Regions from separate parts of the Homo sapiens genome. Here region 2 is linked to region 1. The links are chromatin loops, found by intact Hi-C in ENCODE. Cell type or tissue: IMR-90. All regions are shown on one strand.

Evidence for each region. Peaks named below come from ENCODE experiments on the same cell type or tissue, not always from the same donor. Only the 100,000 strongest peaks of a DNase experiment are listed, where the experiment ranks them.
Region 2: it touches region 1 in a loop (2.6-fold over the local background); 4 of 110 quality-filtered maps call a loop at or near these places.

The regions. Positions count from the first base shown.
Region 1 is chr2:135,708,969-135,711,468 of GRCh38, reverse strand. It overlaps R3HDM1 (R3H domain containing 1), which reads right to left. Exons shown (of 27, transcript NM_001378107.1): 22 at 1,933-2,036; 23 at 1,238-1,410. Among named protein-coding and RNA genes, the nearest start is that of UBXN4, 32 kb to the left of the region's middle. In IMR-90, a CTCF peak has its summit at 1,391 (motif pointing right); no DNase peak of the experiment used is centred here.
Region 2 is chr2:135,163,589-135,166,088 of GRCh38, reverse strand. It overlaps RAB3GAP1 (RAB3 GTPase activating protein catalytic subunit 1), which reads right to left. Exons shown (of 24, transcript NM_012233.3): 23 at 1,393-1,495. Among named protein-coding and RNA genes, the nearest start is that of SNORA40B, 28 kb to the right of the region's middle. In IMR-90, no CTCF peak of the experiment used is centred here; a DNase peak (open chromatin) is centred at 1,458.

The sequences.
Region 1 (2,500 bases):
GCTGGTCTCGAACTCCTGCGTTCCAGGTCTGCCTTAGCTTCCCAAAGTGCTGGGATTACAGGCATGAGCCACTGCGCCTGGCCTTAAAAAATGTCTTTTGATCATTCAATATCCAAATAAGATCCATACATTATATCTGATATTATACCTCTTGAGTCTCTTTTAATGTATAACAGACCAAGCTCCTATTTCAAAATGCCATCTATTCAAGTAACAGGGCCAATTTGTCAAGTAAAATGTCCCACTGGTATCAGGTATCAGGTAATTTGTTTTTGTTTCTTCTTATATTTCCCATAAACTAGTAGCTAGGGTTAGAGGCTTGAATAGATTCAAATTTCGGTAAGAGTATATCATAAGTAATGCTGTGTACTTCCTTCTATACCACATGAAGAGGTAAATAATGTTTGGCTGGCCCACTTTTAGTGATGTTACAACTGATCAGTGGATTCAGGGCTGTCTCTCTAATTCATCCATTTAAAATACCTCTCAAAATTTTTTTTTAAAGTGAGCAGTTTCTCAACCAAAACTTTTTAATCTAATATTTTTAGGATCTGCTGATGATTTTCTGGCAATTTTCTAATTCTACCATTGCTTCTGCATTTATTAACTGGATTATTCTACAGAGAACATTCCCTTATCAACTATTTGGTTACATTAATATATAGTCATATGGGAAAGGTAGGATAAATGCTTATTTTTCTTCACCAAATTTTAGATCTAGTTTATCTTTTTAAGTTAGAAAACACTTTTTTGAATACGCAGAAGTTAGCAAATAATATTTAAACACTGATTCTTTTTTTCCTCCGTCTTTTTTTTTTGAGACAGAGTTACACTCTTGTTGCCCAGGCTGGAGTGCAATGGCACGATCTTGGCTCACTACAACCTCCACTCACCTGGGTTCAGGCGATTCTCCTGCCTCAGCCTCCTGAGTAGCTGGGATGCATGCTACCACCATACCCGGCTGATTTTGTATTTTTGCATGTGCCACTACACCCAGCTGATTTTGTATTTTTAGTAGAGATGGGATTTCACCATGTTGGTCAGGCTGGTCTGAAACTGGGTGATCCCCGTGCCTCAGCCTCCCAAAAAGTGCTGGGATTACAGGGGAGAGCCACCGCGCCTGGCCCAAATTCTTTTATTAATCTGGCTGACGGGATTTCAAATTCAAGCCTTATAAGTCAATCTTAGGTAACAAAAATGTAACGTTTCAAAATGATAATGAACAAAACCATCTTACCTGGACAATATTGTCTACACTGCTAAATTCTACACACTTCTGTCCTCTCTGGTGATCACAGTAATATTTGTTTTGTTTCCACTGCGGGGGTGAGTGGGCACAAGATTGTGGATTGTTTGGTACACTGAGCTGCATCATCACCATCCCCCCACCAGGTGGCGGTGGTGGTCCAGCTGAAAATCAGAATTTAGGATGCTATAGTCAGAATATTTTAGCAACTAGTTGGTGTTTCTGAACACTAGGATAACAGTAGTAATTTTACATTTCTGAATAAAATTTTACTATTAACTAAGAAAACCAGGTTGAAGCCCTAGTGCATCACACTACAAGTATTGTGTGTTTAAACAGGCATTAAGATGGACTCTGTAGGCCTAAACATCTCACTTATCATAAAGGTAATTTGGAGTAAACAGGAACAGCTGGAAGAGTAATGACAGAAGGCATAGGAAATAACCCTAGAGAGTATCAATACTTCTGAGAAAGGAGAATCAGGATAGTACTGTGATAGCAGCAGTAGAAGGAAAGGAAGAAGTGGACTGCACATGTTAACTATGATTCAGTACAGCACCCTCAATATTGTGGGTGTATTTCAGCACATCACAAATTGAGAAGCTTTTTGTAGAAATGCCTAAGGAAAGTAATCGAACTATTTCTCATATGAACCAATCATCTTATTTTCACTGATTTCTTTATACCTGTACATTGGTGGCCTTGAAGCTGCTGGGAACTGCATGGTGAAGTGGTTCGAGGAAATTGTACTTGTTCTGATCCTGGATGTTGCAGGTAACCTACTGAAGAGCTATGGAAAAAACAAAAAAACAGCATAATGAGAGGAGGATGACTATAAACATTCTTGAATGGGCTGGGCGCGGTGCTCACGCCTGTAATCCCAGCACTTTGGGAGGCCAAGGCGGGCGGATCACGAGGTCAGGAGATCGAGAACATCCTGGCTAATACGGTGAAACCCCATGTCTACTAAAAATACAAGAAATTAGCCGGGCGTGGTGGCAGGTGCCTGTAGTCCCAGCTATTCAGGAGGCTGAGGCAGGAGAATGGTGTAAACCCAGGAGGCAGAGCTTGCAGTGAGCCGAGATTGCGCCACTGCACTCCAGCCTGTGCGACAGAGCGAGACTAATTACTAAGAATAGAGGAAACAACAGAACATGTTCTGACATAGTTAACAAAATATTGACAAAAATTAAAGGCTATTAGTGTGAAACCATTAAGTTACTGCTGTATTTTTGAACAGTTAGTTTTTTTTTT
Region 2 (2,500 bases), 550 kb after region 1:
GTGATTCTCCTGCCTCAGCCTCCCAAGTAGCTGAGATTACAGGTGCTCACCACCACGCCCAGCTAATTTTTGTATTTTTAGTAGAGAAAGGGTTTCACCACATTGGCCAGGCTGGTCTTGAACTCCTGACCTCAGGTGATCCACCCACCTCAGCCTCCCAAAGTTACAGGCGTGAGCCACCGCACCCAGCCAACATGTCACTTATTAAAAATGATCAAAGAGGAAAGAATTTTTGCAATATGAGGAACATTCATATTGGTAGCTAACAAGGAAATGCGCTTGTAAGCTTCTGGGTAGTGAACTGGATAGATATTATCAGATGTGGAACCAAACTCGGTTCTTGTTTTCATGCCAGAGAGAAAAACAAAATAAATCAAAGCAAGCATCTATTGTTTGCTAGAAGTCTAATTTATAAGGAAATAAATATTTGGTTATTAATTTGAAATTCTGAGGTTTAGGGAGCTGCCCCATAAACAAACTCAGATTTTAGCTCTTGCTAAGAATTCCTATCAGTGTATTTGGCTATGAATTTGAATATATTAACTAGTTGTACTCCAGACCAACTCTACAGGGATTATCCAGTTGTTATTCCACGTGTAGACACATAGAAATTCTTTTTCTTATTTGTTTCTGAAAATTACACTCTCAAAACTGGGTCATTCTAGTGTAATCACAGTGCCATATAAGGGGAAGCGTGTAATTAGTGCACATAACGCCTTTATCAGAATCCCTAATATTAATGAGCCCTGAACTGAGAATTATCTGTAGGATGCCAGAGCCCTTAGCCAGTAACCAAGATACAATATAATTTTAAAATCTTTACTTTCACTACTAGAGGTAATGGTTATGATAATTTTTCAAACTGGGCTTTCTTTCTGTGCTGAAATCTGTTTCCACAGCCCTAAAAATCTGAAGTTTTCCTCTTCTTTTCTAGGAAACCTCAAAGGTAGATCTCCTCACCATTACAAGAACAATTATATTTATAATTCAAGCTGAGTTGTGACTCCACTTTGCCCTACATGGGGTTTAAAGATGGTAAAACTGAACTCCATTCTCATTTGAAAGTACCTGTGAGTAAACATTTTTTCCCACAGCACAGCACTGGCCATTGCTAACTGACTCCCTGCCAGCTTCTATAACAATGGATTTTGGACTCTTCTAATTTTTAAAATTTAGGTCCTAGAATATACTTATCATTTTAATTCAACATGTAAGAAATCAAATGGATTTCGAAGACTCAGAAGTCATTGTTTCTTCAGTGTTCAAACCCAATGCCCAGACTTACACTCAGGTGACATGAGTGTGATCAGCCACGTGTGGGAACTAAAACAGCCTCTTCCCAAGTAGAGGTTTGGAGAGATTATGATGGAGTCAATAATGACTCTCACATACCCTCTGGGCATTCACAAACAGCTTGTGAATGATCCTGCCAGCATGTCCTCTTCCTGCACCGGTGACTAACACTTCAGGCTGCTCCAGCAGGCAACTCACAAACCTAGGAGACAGAGACAGGCAATGAAAGGGTGGAAAGTGAGCTGTCCAGGCCACTGGGCGTCCATCCTCCCACAGGAGTTTTGTGGACAAATCCTCAAGCTGATACTGGCTAAACCCAACAAGGTTGGAGTGAAATTTTACAGCAAGATAAGATTGACATTTGGAATTATTATCGACTTAACTGACAATCTTCCTGCTTTTTCACCTGTGCTCATAAAAAATGTTTAAAGCCTATCTCTGTCAAAGTGTAAGAAAAAATATTCAGTCTATTTTTTTCAGACTAGAAGCTTAGAAAATGCTACAGTTAATAAAAGATGAAAAAAAAATTGTATAATATAAACCAAGTTATATTTATCCAATAAAAGCAATGATCCATATTTGTTTTTGTTTTTTTTAAGGGGTATGTGTCTGTGTGTGCACGCACACGTGCACATATGCTTAAAATACTTGTGTTGGGCAAAGTCGCAATTGTAAACTGTGCCATTAGATGCTGGAAACACTGAACTTCCAAGTATGTCACAGATAACGTATGGTGGAACTAACAGAGTTGAAGGCACAAAGCCACCAAACCTGCACCACCTGCTCACTAATTCATACTCTACTATTTTAGAAACGAGTCCCTTGATTAGAGCTTATTCTTCTCATTTAAAAGGAAGACATTTTCAAGAGCAAAGCAGTGTGGGAGAAAACTTCACCTAACAAAAGACATAAAATTCAAACACAAACTTGTTAAAAGACAGCAAATGCCTTGCCATACAATATTAATTATTTAGCATCAATAATGCCATTTATTATGGAAAGGCTAATGAAAATTTTTAAATGATGACAAATTTAAGCCACTGAACAAGCTAATTTGTGAACACTTTATCACACATTAAAACAATATTGTCCTTCCAAATAACATGGGCAAAAAATGAACAGGGCCTCACACTGATCTAAGCTCCATTGGTAATGGTGCCGAGTCTCATAAAGAGAATGCCCCAATCATTTGCTTCATCTGAGAAAA